Regions from separate parts of the Mus musculus genome. Here regions 2, 3, 4 and 5 are each linked to region 1. Evidence: chromatin loops called from intact Hi-C (ENCODE). Cell type or tissue: heart. All regions are shown on one strand.

Region 1 (4,000 bases):
TTGCCTATTTAAATTGAGCACCAGCCTCTTAGGCTCAGCTCAGACCCTCTCCTCAAGGAAGCCCTCCAGGTGCCTTTGTTTTCACTCTTACACCTGGCAACCTCAGGAAAGCAAGTGAATAATGAGAGAATGGAGACTGGTATATGCAAAGCACCCACAACTCAGATGAGTGAATCTGCACACTTCATCCTGAGCCTTTCCTACTAGTTAGTTTCAGTGTTTTGGAAGGTAATGACTGCCCTGCAGAATCAACAGCCCAATCTTTAAACACACAGATGAGCTGCTTCACCAAGCCTCTCTGGGAAAGGACGGAACCAGATAGGAGCCTGACTCTACCTCTACCTCTGCCTCTGCCTGGCTGTGTGCTGTGGACAGGTCTTTTTAGAGCCTCTCTCATCTTACCTCCTTGGCCTGTCAGAGCCTCCTAACAAGAGTGGCCATATGACCACGGGAGGTGTGAGGGTGCAGGATGTTCTGCAATGGTAGCTGCTACTACACTATCTGTTCAAATGTTAAAGGCAAATGGTGAAGAATTTATCTGCAACCAAAATGACATTCGCTGGTCTAACTAAAGCTCAATGCTGGGTGGCCACTCTTTGTCCTATTCTTTGCAGACACCTGTTATGTATTAATGTGCGATTGCTATTTTTAAACTGTTAAACTTAGAAACCAGTTACAAAATTAGCACCAAAAAACCTTCACAGGTCCTTGACTTGGACCTACTTTAAACTCTGATTAATTTGGTTCCTATTTCTAATACATTTTACTTGCCCATGTGAGAATTAATTACAGACATTATGCCCCTTATCTCCAAATACTGTGGCATGTATTTCCTAGTACAAGGACGGACTTCTACAGAACCACCAGTCATAATGGCCAAAGTCTCAATGTGGCAAAGATTCAACCAAGTGCAGATCAAAAATAGAAAGAAACTCAGAAACTAAAAATCCCCTGCATCTATATTGAACATAACAGACATTTTTGTTGTCATTATTTCTAAAAAACAAAACAGAGTACAGCAACCCAGAGATGATTTAAGTGCACAAGGATATATATGTAGGCTTTCTGGAAATACTAGGACATAATATATAAAAGGCCTGAGCATGGAGGATCCTGACCCACTGATAGCACAGGCTGAGCATCTACCTCACATTCTGCCTATGGTCAAATGTCTCCCGTTATCCTAACAGTTTTCACAGTATTGTGATCCAGACGTAAGACAGAATCAATATAAAGATCAAACACTGTGTGTCTTCACTTCACCTGCAAGAGTTCTTCAACCTTTCTGTGACCTTCATGTTATTGGCATGTTTTGCATTGTAAGGCCAGTTCCTGTGTCTCCCTTTCAGCCTCGAGGTACCACTTCCTCCACTCATCAGCACCGTGTGAGCTCTTCCTGAGGACTGATGACTGCAGGGCTGAGCGGGTACTGATCCAGACCTCCAAGGCAGCCGTTGAACAAATGCATACTTGGCAAACAGCTAAGACAGAAGCAAGAACCCTGGAGGCCAGCGCCATGCGAGCAATGGTCAGGGCAACAGGGCAACAGGAATGACTTTATGGATGCAGAGTTCTTCTGTTAGAAGGGAAAAGCAGAGCATGGATTCCTCTAATAACCCCCTGGGGGTCCGCTAAAGCAAACACCTCTGCATCCTCAGGGAGCTGTGCCTGGCTGAGACTGGATAAATCACGAACATACAACCTGAAAAGGCAAAGAGCAACCCAGGACACTGCCATGTGGGCACCTAGGCCCTGTCACAGCCTTCGGGACTGCGGTCCAGGCAGTTGAGGTGTGGGAAAGGGCTATGGGCGCCACCTACTGGCCCCAAGGCAGGCCTCTAGGCTGCAGCCGAGGGCAGCTGGGTGCTTGCCTGCCTGGAAGCTTGTTACAATTAGCAATAAGAAGCAGTAGTGGGTCCGGCTCCTCAAACTCACTGACAACCACACAACTACTGCCAAGCCACATGAGACTTTCAGTGAGGAACCAGAATACCTGTCCCCACCAACGGGGGACAAAATACAAAACAGTTCTCCAAAGCCATCCATCCTCTGTACTGGGGACTAAGGGATGCAATGGACCAGTCACAGACCTTGTTCACACAGAGAGCACTCAGTCTGAGTTTGGAGAACAGGTCCCTTCACCCCCAGTAATGCATTATCATGGGTCCTCTGAGATGTTTGCACAGGAAAGCCAAAATAACATGTTGGCTCTTTGTATCTGGCAAACTCTTGAATGAAGTTTTTGGTTTTTTCCAGTACTGGAGATTGAACTCTGGGCCTCCTGCATGATATAGAAATAGCATGGCTTCCTCCTCCTCCTCTTCTTTATTATAAGTGTGTGTCTGTCTGAGTTTATGAGCTTACAGGATGTACAGATGTCTGGTGTGGGTGCTTGGAACTAGACTCAGGTCCTTTAGAAAGTAGCAGCACTCAACTGTTGAGCCATCTCTACTCGAGCCACTTCCCAACATCCTCCCCACTCTTTTTTTTTTTTAATTTTTGAGACAGGGTTCCTCTGTGTAGCCCTGGCTGTCCTACAATTTGCTCTCCAGACCAGAGGTGATCTCAAACTCACAGAGATCTACCTGCCTGTGTCTGTGCCTCCTGAATGCTGGAATTAAAGGTGTACACCATCACTACCCAACCCTCCCAAATATTTTTAACTTTCAAAAAGTTGCCCAAGCTGCCTATGAACTCACCCAGGTCTCTATGAACTCACTCAGGCAGGTCTTGAACTTGTGATCCTCCTGCCTCAGTGTCCTAGTGACTTCAGATGCCACGGCAGTGGGCGGCTGCCTAGAATTGTAGCCCTACTCACTCTGTGCTTCCCACAGCACACAGCCTGTTCTTCTGCACTTGGCACTGGACAGCATACCCTAGCTCTCTGATAGGACTATAGCTGACAGAAAATGATAAAGAAAAAGCCTCCAAGGAGCAGGTGATCCATTAGAGGCTTCTCCCCTAGAAAATGGGAGAGAGAGAGAGAGAGAGAGAGAGAGAGAGATAGAGAGAGAGAGAGAGAGAGAGAGACTTCTAGTCTCAGCATAAGAACAGCTGCAGATCACCTTATTTCTCGCCATAGCAGTCTCCCCACAACCTCCGACTTCACACACCTATAAGCAGTGTCTTCAGTGGCTGTGCCTTTGCTTCAAACCAAGCTAAGCAAACAGATGCAGTCAAATGTTTACAAAGTGCAAGTAGTCCTGATCCTCAGCTTGATCAAAGCTTAACAGACTGTAGAATACAATGAGACTGAGGCAAGAAAGCGGCCACATTAACAGAAGCACAGCATCTCTACTAAGGGCTGCCTTGCCCTCATAACAGTAATGCCGCACTGGAACTCAGAGAGGACAACAAAAGTTCATGGCCTTTCCATCATAAAATGGCCAGGATATGGCAACTTGAAACCATAGCTTAGGGAGCCAGCCTTGGGTAGACGGACATAAACTCCTAATATTTATTTCCTAGTACTACTATCTCATCATTTAAAGATCTGAACAAAGAAAGGGAGCCCGGTGAGGAGCCCTAGAGGACAGATCTGGGACCACACTGAAGGACGGATGAGCAGGTTGTGGCAACCCGCTGTGCCAAGTGTTATGGGAACTCCACCCATTTCATCATGGAAATAGTTACTTTGGGAAAAATGATCCAAAGAACAAAGAGATTAATGCAGCTGGAAAAAAATGTAAAGGGCAAGTTGGCCTTGTTCATAATAATATAACTGTTGATCATTTTCACACTGTGAAGGCATGTCTGTCAACTGACGGATAGATTAATCAAAATGTGTTTACTGTACATGGAATGTTATTCGGTTTTTAAAAGGCTTGAAGTATTGACAATGTGCTATAACACATGTGAACCTTGGAAAGTTAAGCTAAGCTGAAGAAGCCAGATACAAAATTCAGATTGTGAGATCTCATTCACATAAGTGTCCAGAATGGGCAAATCCACAGACAGGAAACAGACTAGTGGTTGCCAGGAGCGTGGGCTGGAAGGATGG
Region 2 (4,000 bases), 160 kb before region 1:
CTGCCTGCAGGCATTAACAAGTGCCCAAACACAGCACCCTGTCACACGTTTGAGTACTACTTCCCGACACCAGCCAGCCTTTGCGAGGGTCTCTGGAGTCACTCCTACAAGGTCAGCAACTACAGCAGAGGGAGTGGCCGCTGCATCCAGATGTGGTTTGACTCAACCCAGGGCAATCCGAATGAGGACGTGGTGAAGTTTTATGCTTCCTTTATGACATCTGGGACTGTGCCCCATGCAGCAGTACTTCTTGTGCCCAGCCTGGCCCCAGTGCTGTCATTATGGCTCCCTGGCTGAGAGGTCAGTCTTCCTCTCTAGATTTCTCCTCTATCTACCCTTGGTCTGGTTCAACTCTTCAAAGAATAAGGAAGTCTTGAGCCTGCTTCCACCCCTCTCCTCTGTCATCCAGTTCCTGATCCATGTTGGGGGTTGGGGTTTCTACAATCATTTTCAATAAATCTATGACACATCTGGGCCTAATGAATTATTGTCACTGTGAGCTTGTGAGTGGGTGGGGACAGATCCTTTCCAGTCAGAGTAAATAGTGTTTCAAAACTCACCATCACTATACAAATGTTCATTGTAAGTTCCCTCCTCCTAGAAGGTGGATGAACCGAGCGTCTGTGCTTCAGTAGCCTGTAGGAATCTAGTTGCTTCTCAAATAACAGGAAGATCCAGGATTTTTAAATTATATCATTCTCAAGCATTATCCCATCATGGGCTGAGAACATAACTCAGTTGGAAGAGTGCTTGCCTGGAGAGCTTGAGTCCAACAAAAACAAAAATACATCTCAGGGGGCTGGAGAGATGGCTCAGTGGTTAAGGCCACTGACTGCTCTTCCAGAGGTTCTGAGTTCAATTCTCAGCAACCACATGGTGGCTCACAACCATCTGTAATGGGATCTGATGTGTCTGAAGACAGCTACATTGTGCTCATATACATTAAATAAATAAATAAAATAATTAAAAAAAAAAACAAAAACAAAACACATTCCCTATTCCCATCATGTGTCTGCTTAGCTCTGTTCTCAGCTTACAAAGGGGAAGCTGGAAACGGGAGTCCAGCAGAGATTCTGGAGAAAGGGGTAAAAATTCACACTGCCTACTATGATATAGATTGACTGGGTTGGGGTCCCTTGGACGAGGATAGTCCATTAGGAAGTCAATCTGGAAGATACAGAAGAAACAAAAGCTTGCATTTCGCCCAGTGCTGTATCCTACTGATGAAGCCAAAGAAACTATTAGTGGCTTCCCAGAGGCAGAAGCACCCTCTAGCCTTCGGCTAAATTGTATTTGTGTTTATTCTGAGTGTGTGCCTAGGTGTGTGGGCTGCATGGATGACTTGGCACAGGTGTGGAAGTCAGAGGACAACATGCAGGAGCTCTCTCCTTCCACCACATGGGTCCCTGGGGTTCAACTCAAAGTCTTCAAACTTGGCAAAAGCGCCTTTACCTGTTAAGCCATCTCACCCCAATGACACAGTCTTTAGCATCGCCGTCCTCTCAGGAAGCTGTAAATATATTGATTTTGGAGGGTCGTGACAGCTTTTCTCCAACTCGTTCTCCTTTCTTTCTTTGAGGCCACATCTCTTATGTAGTCTTGGATGGGCTGGAAGTCTAGACCAAGGAAGCTGGCTTACAACTAGGTAGAGTTCCATTTGCTTCTGCCTCCTGTGGGTCGGGAATACAGGCATAGGAAAGTAAGACCCCACTGCACACCCCCGGGATCTGGGGTGGGCGTCCTCCATTCCCGGCGGGAGGAGCTGGGTACAGATTGGAGGATGTTACTTTATTTAAGCCCTGGCAGGACCAGGAGAAACAGGTAGGTGGGTGGAGGATCTCTGTTTTTGTATTTATCTGTTCTGGAAGGTCCCTACAGACCCGTCACGTCCCAGGCTTTGTTCTAGATGGGTTAAGCCAATGCAAATTGGCTTATCCTCTAAACAGAGGGAAACTCCTCAGGGTTGACCCCAGGCTCGGTCAACAGGTTCAATTTACCAGAGCGAAAGTTCTCTCCCAGGTTAAAGGGATGCTCCTGACAGACTCTAGGAGTTGGTGGTTGTAGGCAAGCGGCTAGAGGCCTGCGCCTTTAAGGAGCCAGGGGGCAGAGGGGCGGGGCAGGAAGAGAAATCCTTGGAGACGCCACCACCATCCAGGTCTTTTTTTAGGGGGGAAATAGGGCGGGCCAAAGCCCTGTTTGGGTTCCGCCCCGTCTTCTCCCGCCGGGTCCCCTTTTCCGCCCCAGGGGTCGGTGGATGGGAGGTCTTAGCAGCCAGAGTCTTAGGAGCTCCCTGCTCGCACCTGGCCCACGGAAGCGCAAGTTTGTTGATTTGGAGGGAGTAGCCGGAGCGGGGGCGGTGCTAATAATACCCGTTCAGTCCCCAGTCGCGCTTTACAGTTTACACAGCTGTCACCTTCGTTACTCCTTAATTAATAATAAAAATAGCCGCCGTCCCGGAGCGCACGCTGCATGCCAGGCCCTGAGCTTTACAGGCAGAGCCCCAATGAGCCCGCCCTCGTAACGTTACCCCAGTTATCGAAAGCGAGAAGCTCGGGCGCACTGAAGAGCCAAGGCTGTCCCGAGGTCACTCTGCGGGCGTGCGGCGGAGACCGGGACGCGGGCGGACGAGGCGGGGCGCGGGCGGGGCGGAAGGCGCGGGGTGCGCGGTGGCGGCGGATGGCCATCTTAAGTGGCCGCGGGGAGTCCAGGGAGGCTTCCCCGGGCTAGGAGTCAACCCGAGTCGCCCTAGAGGTGGGGCCTGCGTTCGGTAGTTGAGGCTCTGAGACTTGAGGGAACTTTTTTTCTAGGTAGTCGAGGGGGTCCTCCTGGTCTGGGACTGCAAAACCTGGGCCTGCGGGTGTGGGGCGTGGTGCCAGGCAATTTGGTGGAGATGGGGGAAGGGTTTTGCCAGGCTGGAGGGCCTGCGGGGACCGGTGCGTGAAAGGCACCTCGAGCGCGCGCGTATGTGTGGGGTGGGGTATCGGATCTCTTTGGGATCTTGTGGGATGTGTCAGGAATCGTTTTGGGGGGTTCAGGTCTGAAGGGGCCTCTGACCTTATAGGAGTTACGAGAACTTGTTCTCTTGGATGTTGTAGTAGTTGTGGATGTCTATCCTGGAGCCTTGCTTTCCGAACCTTGATCCCGCAAGGCTGTGGGGGTGCCGAGTAGAAGAGATGTGTGTAGTAGAATCAGATTTGCATAGGGATTAGGGGTCATCTCATTGCGAATCGTTGGAAGGATTGAATTCACCAGCGAGAACTTGGACTCACAAGTTGTCCCGGAGCGGGTACCGGGGAACTGGATCTTCTTGAGGTGGGGGGACAAAATAATTGTGGGACTTGGGAGGTGCTGGTCTTGCGGGTCCTGTAGGGCTGTCGGAGCATCGTCCTTGCCGAGAGAGGCTGGGGGCAGGGGCGGCCCGGGCTCTGGGCCGAGTGGAGGGGGAGGGGACCGGCCAGCTCCTAGCTCCGTTCCCGCCCCTCCCCCGCCGCCTCTGAACAAACTTTTCTTTCTCTTCAAGTTGAGGCCGGCGCTGCGGGCGGCGGCGGCTGCGCGGAGATCCAGGCGGTTGGCGCGGCCAAGCGTGGAACCCACATACTGGGTTCTCTCGGGCTGGTGGATCCTTAGTCCCGGGACCCGGGCCCAACCTCGACTTCAAGCTTCCCCGGGCGGATGGCGCGGAGCGGCAGGCATCGGCGGCGCTGAGCCCTGCGTGGGCCATGGCCTCAGTGTGTGGGACACCGAGTCCCGGGGGTGCGCTAGGCAGCCCGGCCCCAGCCTGGTATCACCGTGACCTGAGCCGCGCTGCTGCGGAGGAGCTCCTGGCTCGGGCGGGCCGCGATGGCAGCTTCCTGGTGCGAGATAGCGAGAGCGTGGCGGGGGCCTTCGCACTCTGCGTCCTGTGAGTAGGGCGGGCACACGCCGAGTGTTCCTTGGTTGTGGTGGCAATCGTGGTAGTGGGGTGACTGTAGCTGGTGGGGCTGCAGCCCTGTCTCCAGGG
Region 3 (4,000 bases), 88 kb before region 1:
TCATTTATAGAGCAGTGTGGTGGAGATGATGTCTTAAGAGGAGCTTGCTTGGAGTCTTGTCTTCTGCCACTTCCTCCTTGGTTAAGTAAAATACCTATTCCTTTTTCGTCCTGGTTTCTTTACTTCTAAAATGGACAGAGGTTCATGTACTGTCAGCTCCCCATGGAGACAGGGCAATGATTGGGGTGAAAGTAATGGAAATCACCGTGGCAACAATGATGGCACTCAGTGTCTGTCTGTCCGCATTTCACATTTACATTTTTTTTAAAAATGTTTTTCAAGACAGTGTTTCTTGGGGAGCCCAGGCTGGCGGAACTCAGAAATCAGCTCGCCTCTGTCACTTGAGTGCTAGAATTACAGGTGTGAGTCACCACTACCTGGTTCAGTGTCAGCTTTTTAAATATCTCCTTAAACACTGTAATAATGCCAAGTGGTATACAATGCCTCTGTTTCACACAGGAGGAAACTAGGAACTAGCCAAGGGAAATCAATAAAGGGATTTCTTCTACCTGTGCCCTTATATGGGGCAGGAGGCTACAGGTACTAGGCACTAGTTTTTTACCGATCCCTGAGGCTAGCCTCTCACTGGTTTAATGTTTGACGACTAAATTAATTATTTTTTAAAAAGTGAAATACTACATTATCTTTTTTTTCAAATCTTAAGAAATTATTATATGTAGGTTTCTTTTAACCAGTTTTTAAAATTTATTTTATTGTGTATTTATCTCATTTACATTTTCAATGCTATCCCAAAAGTCCCCCACACGCTCCCCCACCCACTCCCCCTAACCAGTTTTTAAAATCTATTTGGAACACTAAACATGATATAAGTAGAAAAAAAATCTCTTATGAAGTCCTCTATGAAAGGAAATTATGATACGTTCCGGATTAGACAGAAACTGTTCCACCTCCAAGGGAGAACATACAGTGTAACTGGTGGCTGTGGCTTCATAGAATGATTGGGTAGTGCTCCTTCTAATTCTTGGTCTTCTTGGGGTTACACAAAGGCAGGCTGATTTTTATCCCCCTTTACAGAGGACAGTGTGTCTGGAAGAGACTCAGTGCTGCAGGTCGTTTCTGCCCCTCTGGGGAAAGGCTGCTGCTGGCCTCTTCGGAGCCCACTGGGGAACCTTCTGCATCTTCTCTGCAAACAAGCACTTGCTGCGTACTTGCCATGCACTGATGTAAGATGAGGGCTCCAGATGGGTGGATGTGCTGGGAGGATGCAGAACATTTGTACCTGGATGCTTGAAGCACAAGGTGTAACAGGGCGTTCTGGGAAGGCCTTGGTATGTGAAAAAAGCAAAGAGTGAAAAGAACTGCCTCTTCTCAACCCAGAGCTCTGCTTCTATCCAGCTGAAGCCCAGGGGCAGCCTGGCTCACAGTTCCTGATAAGTTCTTTTATTTTTAAATTTATTTTTACTTATGGGTGCATGCCATGCATGCAAGAAGCTGGAGGACATATGAGGGTGTCAGACCCTTGAAACTGGAGTTATAGGCAGTGTGAGCCACCCAATGTGGGTGCTGAGATCTGAACTCAGGACCTCTGGAAGAGTCACCAGTGCTCTTAAGTGCTGAGTCACCTGTCCACAGACCTTCCTGGTAAGTCCTTTTTTTTGGGGGTGGGGGTGGGATTTTTTTCTTTTTTGAGACAGGGTTTCTCTGTGTAGCCCTGGCTGTCCTGAAACTAACTCGGTAGACCAGGCTGGCCTTGAACTCAGAAATCTGCCTGCTTCTGCCTCCCTAGTGCTGGGATTAAAGGCATGCGCCACCACTGCCTGGCTCTTGGTAAATTCTAACGGTCTTGTGTGAGAAGAATTTATTCAATGCTGTGGCATCTCCAGGGGAACCAGCCATTTGGAGCAATGCTTGAGGTTGAAAGTCACCTTGTATTAACTAGTAGTGTCAAATGAGCTCTTGTAGCCAGATGGTGGGTGTGAACACCTTTAATCCCAGCACTCTGGAGGCAGAGACAGGTGGATCTCTGTGAGTTCAAGGTCAGCCTGGTCTACAGAGTGAGTTCTAGGACAGCCAGGGCTACACAGAGAAATCCTGTTTTGAAAAAAAAAAAAACAAAAAACCAAAACCAACCAACCAAACCACAACACACACACACACACATACACACACATACACACACACACACACACACACACACACACACAGAGAGAGAGAGAGCAAACAAACAAAGAAAAGAAAAGGAAAGGAAAGAAAAGAAAAAAGAAAAAAGGGCTGCCTTCATTTACCTCTGTACAGCTTTACTCAACCTTTGTACAGCTGGGGCCCAACCCTAGGAAACAGAGTTAACAGGAGTAGGTCCTGATCTCTGAGAGAAAATCACACAAACACAGCAGATACCAAACCACTCATGTAATGAGAGGTGTTCACAAGAAGCCCAGGGAACGGGCCTGAGAATGGGAAGCTATTCTGGGAAGGGCACGTGGGCAGGCCCTGCTGCGGAAGTGCAGTGGAAGGAGAGTTGTGTGAGGCAGGGCAGCGGATTCAGAGAATCTGCTGGAACCTGGGGCAATGTCTGTGAGGCCCATGTCCTTACACAGACACAGTTCTGAAGCTCCCAGGCATGTGCAGGCTCATCTATTGCCCACCCAGGAGATCAAAGGTGAAGGAATATGATGTAATTAACGACCTCATTGAGTTCCCTTTCAGTATGTTGTGAGCTACCAGAGGACAAGTGGTCATAGCACCTAAGTGAATTTTATAAACTACTTCAATGGGGATAACACAAACATGTCTGGCCTCTCACAACGAACCTCAATTGCTCCTGAATTGGGTTAGGCAGTGGTAGGGCTGGGGTCGAACCATGTTACAGGAAGGCCTGAAGAACTATAGGCTGATAGGGTGGCAGTGGCAGACTCAGATAGGAAGGCAAAGGTAGGCTGTTGTGGTTGGTGTGAATGTAGCGAGCAGGGGCAGCAACGCAGGCTGGCAGCCACCATGGCAGTAGGTCCTTTATGCCATGTTAGGACAAGGACCATTCGAAGGCTTCAACAAGGCAGTAATATTAGATTTGTGCTTTCTTTTCTCTTTTTACAGATTTATTTATGTGCACTGGTGTTTTGCCTGTATGTATATCTGTGTGAGGGTGTCAGATCCTCTCTAACTGGAGTTACAGACAGTTGTGAGCTGCCAAGGGGGTACCAGGAATTGAACTGGGGACCTCTGGAAGAGCAGCCAGTGCTCTTAAACACTGAGCCATCTGTGTTCTAAAGATCACTGCCCCAGCAGGAATACTAAGGGAAGGAAAGGAGGCCACTGCATGGCCAGTATCAGCATGTGATGGTTGGTTCTGTCAGCTTGACAGGTTCTAGACTCACCTAGGGGACAAGACTCTGGCCATGCCTGTGTGAGAGATCATCTACACTAGGTTAACTGTAGTGGGAAGACCCACCTCATCTGGGTGGCACCATTTCATGGGCAAGGGTCTCAGACTCAATAAAAGGAAGAAGTGAGCTAATACCAGCATTAACTACTCTATTCTGCCAAATGTATGAAGGTCCTGTCACCAAGATACCCTGCTATTATGAACTATATTCTTGAACTGTGAGTCCAAATAAAACCTTTTTTCTTTACATTTGCTTCTTGTAAGATATTTTCTCGCAGTAGTGAGGTAAGTAAATGTACAGGAAAAAGAAGAGAGACTAGGTTTGAGAACCACAGAAGATAATGACAGAACTTGATACCTGAACTGTATGGGGTGAAAGGAAGGATGGCAGAGCCAAGGAAATGTGCATGTTTCTATCTAGGAGTGCTGTGACTGGAGGCCTAGTTCTGCACATGCTAACCAGACAGCCTTTTTGAGGTGAGTGGAACTTGTACTTGGCTCCCAGAAAGTCTGACAGCTTGGACTGACATCTTTCATCACTTGCCCAAGACCAGCTCTGGGTTCTGGAAGGAGAAACTCACTTTCCAATACCCTTGTGATAGGTAGGCTGGCCTTGTGGGTCACGTGACCCTAACAGCCGAGCACAGCCATGGAGAT
Region 4 (4,000 bases), 220 kb before region 1:
CTGTATGTTGCTTAAAGAGAGAAGAGACTGGGAGCCAGAGATGGAATGTGGCATTGTGATTATGCACAAGATTAGCAATAGCAGAGATCTAGTAAAATTCATTTTAAATACACACACACACACGCACCACAAAACTTATTTTTTGCTCTTTTGATTCATGTCACATCCAACCAGTGCAAAATGGTGTGGACATGAACCACCTCTCTCACCAACCAGTCAAACTGCAGTACACACAACCAAGGATAAAAGAAATTCTCAGAGGGATGAGTAAATAACAAACAAATGAAGAATGAACTAACATGGAAGAGAACAAAATCAACTCTGTGGGCTGAAGCTGCTGACCAGGAAGGTCACCAAGAAGCTGAACTAAAACGCCCTGGCTCACAAACCCAGTGACATGTAGAGCTTGACTTTGGCCACACACTCGATGGGGGCTTAAATCCTACGCAAGGCAGGGATCCTGGCCCAGCACTGTAGGAAGGGCACAGGAAAAAATAGAGTTGGTGTCTACCTTGGTGTTTCCCCCTATTTTTAGTAAATGAAACAGGGTTACAATATTTAGCCCTGACTGTCGTGGAATTCTCTATATAGACCAGGCTAGTCCCAAACTCACAGAGCTCCGCATGCCTCAGCCCCCGGATGCTGGGATTAAAGGCGTATACCAGCCCCCACACCCGGCCCTACTCTAGCTTTTGTTCCAACTTAATTTGACCCACGCAGAACTAGACGCTGTCATTCCCTAGACCAAAGCCCCCCCAGGTCCGTGTGATGGGGGAAAAAAAAAAAGGCGCGTCCACCACGATCCCGAAAGCACTGACAGATTTTATATACTAAAATTCTACCCACCACCGCCCATTCTTTGCTCATTATGATAATGACTGCGAGATTGACCAACAGGAAGGAGGCAGGGGCGGGTCTCCGTCAGGATTTTGACCTTATAGGGATGCTAATCGCAAAATGCGCGCGGCCTGGCCGAAGCCAATTAACTGCAAGAAATGCTGGGTGACAGGAAGTGAAACCAATGCATGACGGACCATGTGCGATGGGTGGGGCTTAGACTCTAGGAAACGGCCAGTGAGCAGGATGTCTTTAAGAGTAAAAATGGGGAAAATGAACTGCTAGGGAAGCGAGTCAAAGGAACTGGGTTTCTCTGGAAGCCGGAAGAAAGAACAAGCAAGGAAACGGCAGCAGTCTCGTTTCCGCACTTACCGCGCCAAGAGCCGGCAGCCGGCGGCGACCCGGAAGCGTTTCCCCAGGTCTGAGCGGAAGAACCCACCAGAATCCGGGACTCACTAACGCATGCGTCTTGCGTCTCCTTTTGTTTCCCGCTTCAACACCGAGCCGGAAGTGATGTTGATGTACTTTAGTTACGTACTAGTTGGGGGAGGACCCTCGCTTGCCCCGCCTACCTGTCAGCTCCTCCTTGAATCTCCAGCGGCAGGGTTTCTCCAGGCTAGCCCCTCGCCTGCGTTCGACTAGTCCCGCCCTCCTGCCACTCGGCGGTGTTTGCGTGTTAATCTCCTCGAAATAGTATGGTTTCCAGAAATGTTCGCTTGTGTGGATGCCGTGTGTGCTGCTGCGTTCCAAGAAACATCTGTTTCTTCCCTTCTGTTCTCTCAGACTCGGTTTTCTGTTTGAACCCTTCTCCTCCTCCTCCTCCTCCTCCTCCTCCTCCTCCTCCTCCTCCTCCAACTCCTCCAAGATCTATTTATTATATGTAAGTACACTGTAATTGTTTTTCAGACGCACCAGAAGAGGGCATCAAATCTCGTTACGGATGGTTGTGAGCCACCATGTTGCTGGGATTTGAACTCGGGACTTTTGGAAGAGAAGTCAATGCTTTTAAGCGCTGAACCATCTCACCAGCCCCTCTTTTCTTCTTTTTTAATTTTGGTTTCTCGAGACAGGGAACTCAGAAATCCACCTGCCTCTGCCTCTGCCTCTGCCTCTGCCTCTGCCTCTGCCTCTGCCTCTCTGCCTCCCAAATGCTGGGATGAAAGGCATTCGCCAGCACTGCCCGGCATCCATTCTTTTCTTTCTGAGAGGATACCTTGAACATGCTAGACAAGCCTCTGTCATGGAACTACATCATATTCATAATATTTACTTTTCTTTTTTGAGACAAGGTTTCATTGCGTATTCCTAACTGGCCTGAAATTCACTATCTAGACCAGGTTGGCTTCGAAGTCTTCCTGTTGGTATTAAAGCTGTGTAACACCACGCTGGCCTCTTTTTTATCTATTTAAAATTTTATCTTATGTATATGTGTGTTTGAACATCGTGTGTGTGTGTGTGTGTGTGTGTGTGTGTGTGTGTATGCATGTGTATGTATGTGTAGGCCCAAGAGTGATGCTGGGAATTTTCCTCAATTGCTCTTCTATCTTATTCTTATTCAATACCACAAGTCCCTGCTATCGCTGGTCTGACTATCCAGGTTCTCTGAGAATTCTCTGTCTTTACAGAAATTACAGGCTGGTTGCCATAACCATCCAGCAATCATGTGGGTTCTGAGGACCCAAACACCAATCCTGGCTTCTTTTACAACAAGCACTTTAACCCCTAAGGTATCTCCCCAGGCCTGTACATTCTTTGTCTACGCTGTTTCTTCTGTAACTAGCATGATAATCTGCCTGGTTTTCCTCCTGTTCTTGGCTCTGGTGAAGAGTGATGAGATAGAACTGTTCAAGAGGTTCCGTATGTGCTTCCTATCAAATCTGATTGTATGGCCCAAGAGGTCAGCTTCAGCTTCAAACGTTTTCAAACGTTAGCAAGCTCTGCTTATTAAAATTGTAGCACTCAGGGACCTGAGACAAGAGGATGTGAAGTTCAAGATTAGACTGGGCTATGTAGCAAGCTCAATGCCAGCCTGAAATGTATAAGCCCCTGTCTCTCACAAAAACAGGTGCAAATTTTAAAAATAAAAATAACGGACAGTGAGATAGTTCAGTGGGTAGAGGCACTTGCTAACAAACCAAGGACCCAACTTCAATCCCTGGACCCACATGGTAGAAAGAGAAAGCTGCCTCTCACAAGTTGTCTTGTGACCTGCATGTGCACACTGTAGCAGTTCTCTGCTGCCTTGCACACCAAATAAATGTGCATCAGAAAAAAATTGTTAACTAGATGTAGTGACAATGTTGGTTTCTTTAAAAACACAGAAATATTGTAAGAATCTTTTCCTGGGGTTTGCAAGTATGGCATCTTGGAAGGTGAAGCGGCACATGCCCCGCCCCCACGCCCAACCCCCAGCATTTAGAAGGCAGAGGTAAGAGAATATCTGTGAATTATAGGCCAGCAAGGCTACATAAAGAGACCCTGTCCCAAAATAGAAAATAAATGAACCCACAAAACCAAATATATGTGCATCACTTCTGAGCAGTGAATATACATCAGTGAACAAATAGACCCTCCTGTGGTGGCAGCTTTTGTTCCAGTGAGAGAAACAATAAAGAAGTTACAAATAATATAAATAACAGTTTTAAGATCGGAGTAAATACTTAGAATAAAATATTGTAGGTAGGGGGTTGGGATTTAGTTCAATGATAAAACCTAGGTTGGTCCTCTGCTCCAGAAAAACAGAATTTATAGGCGTAATATTTTAGGGGGTGGGGACAAGAAAATCAATGGGATAGCAACTTTTGAGTAGTTGGGGAGTGGGAAGGGAAGAAGTGAAGGAGAAAAAAGGGGTAGATAGGAGCCGGGCGTGGTGGCACACACCTTTAATCCTAGCACTCAGGAGGCAGAGGAAGGCAGATTTCTGAGTTCAAGGTCAGCCTGGTCTACAAAGTGAGTTCCAGGGCAGCCTGAGCTATACAGAGAAACCCTGTCTTGAAAAAAAAAGGGGGGGGGTAGATAGAAGATAGTAGATGGATGAATAGATATATAGATAGATAAGTAGGTAGGTAGGTAGGTATATAGGTAGGCAGGTAGGTAAATGGATAGAGACCAAGCACCTCATGTCAAAGCCCTAGAAGGGTTTCAGCACAGTGTCCTATGTAAT
Region 5 (4,000 bases), 140 kb before region 1:
TTGCAGAGGATTCTCTCCTGGACGCTTTTCTGACCTCTAGTCGCCCTTCTTAGGCTGCTATCACCCGTTTGAGGTCATGTTTCTTTTTTTTTTAAAGATTTATTTATTCATTATATGTAAGTACACTGTAGCTGTCTTCAGACGCTCTCGTTACGGATGGTTGTGAGCCACCATGTGGTTGCTGGGATTTGAACTCCGGACCTTCGGAAGAGCAGTCGGGTGCTCTTACCCACTGAGCCATCTCACCAGCCCGAGGTCACGTTTCTGTTATAAGGTTTCCATTATAAGAACGGAGAGAGAATGTAAGTGGGGAAAGGAGGTAGGGTTTTACCTTTGCCTTAAGGGCTTGGAGAGAGCAAGTGACTTACTCAAGGTCAAGTGCCAGTCTGGGAGCAGGGCAGGCCCTTGTCATTTCTCCCCAGCTCTCTCCCCTGCACCCACTGCCCTTACCTTGAGTCCTTTCTGTTCCCCATCCAGGCTGAAGTCAGAAGGGACATCTGAGCAGGAAGGAGTAGCAGCCCCCCCACCCAAGAACAGCTTCAATAACCCTGCCTACTACGTCCTTGAAGGGGTCCCACATCAGCTGCTGCCCCTGGAGCCACCCTCACTTGCCAGGGCCCCTCTCCCACCTGCCACCAAGAACAAAGTGGCCATCACAGTGCCTGCTCCTCAGCTTGGGCGCCACCGGACCCCTCGTGTGGGGGAGGGAAGCTCATCAGATGAGGACTCTGGGGGCACGCTGCCTCCTCCAGATTTCCCACCTCCACCACTGCCAGACTCAGCCATCTTCCTGCCCCCTAACCTGGATCCTTTGTCAATGCCAGTGGTCAGGGGCCGAAGTGGGGGTGAGGCCCGTGGCCCACCACCTCCCAAGGCCCATCCAAGACCACCACTACCGCCAGGCACCTCACCTGCCAGTACTTTTTTGGGAGAGGTCGCAAGTGGGGATGACCGGTCTTGTTCGGTACTGCAAATGGCCAAAACACTCAGTGAGGTAGATTATGCTCCAGGGCCTGGACGCTCAGCACTCCTCCCCAACCCCTTGGAATTGCAGCCTCCCCGAGGGCCCTCGGACTATGGCCGGCCCCTCAGCTTCCCTCCACCCCGCATCCGGGAGAGCATCCAAGAAGACTTGGCAGAGGAGGTGTGTTAGACCGGAGCTAACTGGTTATGTGTACCTGATAGGTGTTCCTTTATTCTTCCACTCAGAACTCACTGGTGTCTACAGCCCCCTTTGCTTGTAGCTGGATAATGTGCCTTTTGGGGGACACATGGATCAGTTCCATCCCTTGCCTCATTCCCCTTCAGAGCATGGGTAGAATGTGGCTGTTTGCATGTGTTTCTGTGAGGAGCCCTTAGTTCTACCCCCTAACATGCCCTATTCCTTTAGGCTCCGTGCCCGCAGGGCGGGCGGGCCAGCGGGCTGGGAGAGGCGGGCATGGGTGCCTGGCTGCGGGCCATCGGCTTGGAGCGCTATGAGGAGGGCCTGGTGCACAATGGCTGGGACGACCTGGAGTTTCTCAGGTGGGGGCGGGGCTGGAGGTGGATAGGGCGGGGTGTGTGGCCGCAAGGGTGGGGTTTCGGGCCCTTTAGGACCTCCTAGCCCATCTCCCAGCCTCTCTTATTCCTGCAGTGACATCACTGAGGAAGACCTTGAGGAAGCTGGGGTGCAGGATCCTGCTCACAAGCGCCTTCTTCTGGACACCTTGCAGCTCAGCAAATGATTGCAGAGGTGCTGCCCAGCTGCAAAAGCGGAGCTGGATGGGCACGTGCAACCAGGGGTTGAAAGTTCGGAGCGGTGTGGCCGTGCATCTCTATTTATTGGGGATCAGAGTTCCCTACTGCCCAGTTGTTTGGGACATTCTAGTTAAAACATCGTGCTCCCCAGCTCCCCACCTAGCTTTTAGGCCCGGGGGGGGGGGGGTGCGCAGGGGGAGGTTAGTAGCCTGTGGTGATTGTGAAGATCGGTGGTTACGCTGGTGCAGACACCTCCTTGCCTCAGGGTTGTGCGTGGGGCACACCTGAGTCCTCACTTCCACTGATGTTTTCACCTCCCTCCCACGGGCCTGAACCACAGAGGAAGAGTTCCTTACAGCTCCTACTCTGGGGACATCCATCCGTCCGGAAATGAAGGAAGAGCCCAGGACCGGGCCGGACTTATTTAAGTTTTTCTGTGTGGGTTTTGGGAAGGGAGGGCACGTTAATTTTATTGGGGTGGGGCAGGACCTCGGCCATAAAATGCCAAATTGGCGTCAGAGGACAGTGCTGCAGTTTATCCCACCTTGGGCACTCAGAAAGGTGGTCGGCTTGTTGTCTTCAATAAATTAAGTTTTATTTGGATTGAGCAAAATCACCTTAATAAATTACACGTTTTTCAAAGAAAAAATAAAGGAAAAGGAAAACCATTTTGTTCCGTTCCCCGACGGCTCTTCCCCTCTAGTGTCTAACCTCTGCGCCATACTGGCTAGGGATGGGAGGTGACTCGTTAAGGGTGGGATTGGCGGTGGGACTCTTCAGGTTGCTTGATTTCAAGGAATGAGTGGCCCAGCTAGCTGAAAAGTCTAGGAGCTGTTGGCTCGGCTTCTTAGGACCCTTTATGATTGGGCACTGAGTGAGGGACAGGTGTAATTTGATCCCTGTTCCTAAGAAAGCCTAGCAAGAAAGGGCTTCCGGCCGCCCTGAAGGGGCGGCACGGTGATTAGTACTCCAGACCAGAGTGGCCCTGGCTTGTTTTACCACGAAGGGGGGCCAGGTCTAGGGATCAGACACTGGGTAGTGGGGACGACGGGGAGTTTCCAGGCAGGCTGCCGGGATAGGGAGGGATAATGCCAGGTCCAGAAGGGGAGGGGTGTCTCTCTCGGGGCAGGCTGGTTGCCTACAGACGCCCGCGGCTAGAAGAGGTTTGTCTTCAGGGCGGGGCCGGGCTTCCGGTGAAAGGAGGACAGAACTCCAGAGAAGGGACCTGGCCCGGGTTCCGCCGGCTGCCAGGCCTTAAGCAGCTCCGCTGCGCCCGTGCCGGGGCCGCCACCTCCACCGCCCGCCACCCCTGCCCACAACGCTCCCTTGAGCGGCTGGGGCCCGGGCCCGGAGCCCAGCGCGGCGGGCAGAGGGCTGGGGCTCAGACGCGGGCTGGCCAGGCTGGGTGCAGGCGGCGGCGGCAGCGACGCGGTGCTGTCGGGCGTGGGGCTGCACGTGGACTCCTTGGAGTCGTCGTCCTCCGACGAGCAACGCGCCTCGCCCTTTTTGGCGCCCGTCGCTCCCGCCGCGCCTTTGGCGCTGGCCGCGCGCTCCTGTTTGCGGAACTTGGCCCGGCGGTTCTGGAACCAGACCTGTAGGCACAGGGGCCAGTTAGCCCAGAGGACGGTCACACGGGACACCTCTGTCCCAGGCCGCTAGGAGCGTGTAAGACCTCCGACCAGATCTACAGACTTCCACCCTCCACTGCTCCACTCGGCGCCACTTCCATTCTTCCCGTCTTTGGTGCCCCAACAGGCCCTTGGGTTTTTGTCCTTAGGATCTGCTCACTCCTCCACACACACAGCCCATGGCTTCCCTGCATTTTGGTTTCTTGGAGGGAGCTCTAGTCAATCTTATTACCCTAGCCCTTCTATTTAGGAAGCTGGGGCATCCCACTTGGAGCATCCTAGGACCCTAGGGGCGCTAGGGGGACCATTTGTACAGGGTCCCCCTGTCAAAACGGGGCAGCCGGATTTGTATACCCAGGTTTTTCTCGGCCGACCTGCAGCCGTCCCAGACTTAAACTTTCCTAATCAGGAGTCAGTCGTCTGACTCAGGTACATCATCTAGAAGTACTCATTGGCCTGGTCAACTCAGCCGACTTGCTTCCTAGCTTCAGGGTAAAAATTCATAAACCCCCGATTTAGCGAGGGGAAATGTAGGAATATGGAGTTGGAGGCAAATTGTAGCGACCCTGCTCCGGTCTTTTAAGACCCCACGTTCCAGCCCCGCTGTCTCCCTTGGCTGCTCAGCCACACCCGTA

The links. Hi-C counts contacts between places; a loop is a spot of excess contacts. Peaks named below come from ENCODE experiments on the same cell type or tissue, not always from the same donor. Only the 100,000 strongest peaks of a DNase experiment are listed, where the experiment ranks them.
Region 2: a loop joins it to region 1, with 3 times the contacts of the local background. A loop is called at or near these places in 28 of 42 quality-filtered maps.
Region 3: a loop joins it to region 1, with 2.1 times the contacts of the local background. A loop is called at or near these places in 4 of 42 quality-filtered maps.
Region 4: a loop joins it to region 1, with 2.9 times the contacts of the local background. A loop is called at or near these places in 16 of 42 quality-filtered maps.
Region 5: it touches region 1 in a loop (2.5-fold over the local background); 28 of 42 quality-filtered maps call a loop at or near these places.

Annotation. Positions count from the first base shown.
Region 1 is chr7:101,677,595-101,681,594 of GRCm38, reverse strand. All of the region lies in intron 2 of Clpb (ClpB caseinolytic peptidase B), which reads right to left. Among named protein-coding and RNA genes, the nearest start is that of Clpb, 16 kb to the right of the region's middle. In heart, a CTCF peak has its summit at 1,824 (motif pointing left); DNase peaks (open chromatin) are centred at 444 and 1,794; H3K27ac peaks cover 397 bases.
Region 2 is chr7:101,836,472-101,840,471 of GRCm38, reverse strand. It overlaps Inppl1 (inositol polyphosphate phosphatase-like 1), which reads left to right and starts at 2,648. Exons shown (of 29, transcript NM_001122739.1): 1 at 2,648-2,751; 2 at 3,521-3,901. The coding sequence starts at 3,720. It overlaps Folr2 (folate receptor 2 (fetal)), which reads left to right. Exons shown (of 5, transcript NM_008035.2): 5 at 11-484. The coding sequence ends at 297. Gm10602 (a long non-coding RNA gene) reads right to left here. Exons shown (of 2, transcript XR_003946663.1): 1 at 3,055-4,000; 2 at 1-1,670. In heart, a CTCF peak has its summit at 2,099; DNase peaks (open chromatin) are centred at 2,181, 2,531, 3,601 and 3,701; H3K4me3 peaks cover 2,639 bases; H3K27ac peaks cover 2,710 bases.
Region 3 is chr7:101,766,087-101,770,086 of GRCm38, reverse strand. The region is part of intron 7 of Clpb (ClpB caseinolytic peptidase B); the gene reads right to left. Among named protein-coding and RNA genes, the nearest start is that of Phox2a, 50 kb to the left of the region's middle. In heart, no CTCF peak of the experiment used is centred here; a DNase peak (open chromatin) is centred at 2,436; H3K27ac peaks cover 936 bases.
Region 4 is chr7:101,893,660-101,897,659 of GRCm38, reverse strand. Anapc15 (anaphase promoting complex C subunit 15) reads right to left here and starts at 1,329. Exons shown (of 6, transcript NM_027532.4): 1 at 1,210-1,329. In heart, CTCF peaks have their summits at 1,512 and 1,756 (motif pointing right); DNase peaks (open chromatin) are centred at 959 and 1,339; H3K4me3 peaks cover 2,203 bases; H3K27ac peaks cover 2,212 bases.
Region 5 is chr7:101,821,037-101,825,036 of GRCm38, reverse strand. Phox2a (paired-like homeobox 2a) reads right to left here. Exons shown (of 3, transcript NM_008887.2): 3 at 2,311-3,329. The coding sequence ends at 2,892. Inppl1 (inositol polyphosphate phosphatase-like 1) reads left to right here. Exons shown (of 29, transcript NM_001122739.1): 27 at 478-1,144; 28 at 1,391-1,524; 29 at 1,634-2,405. The coding sequence ends at 1,724. Among named protein-coding and RNA genes, the nearest start is that of Phox2a, 4.7 kb to the right of the region's middle. In heart, CTCF peaks have their summits at 1,703 (motif pointing left) and 3,381; DNase peaks (open chromatin) are centred at 1,036, 1,466, 2,796, 3,246 and 2 weaker places; H3K4me3 peaks cover 1,656 bases; H3K27ac peaks cover 2,117 bases; H3K27me3 peaks cover 940 bases.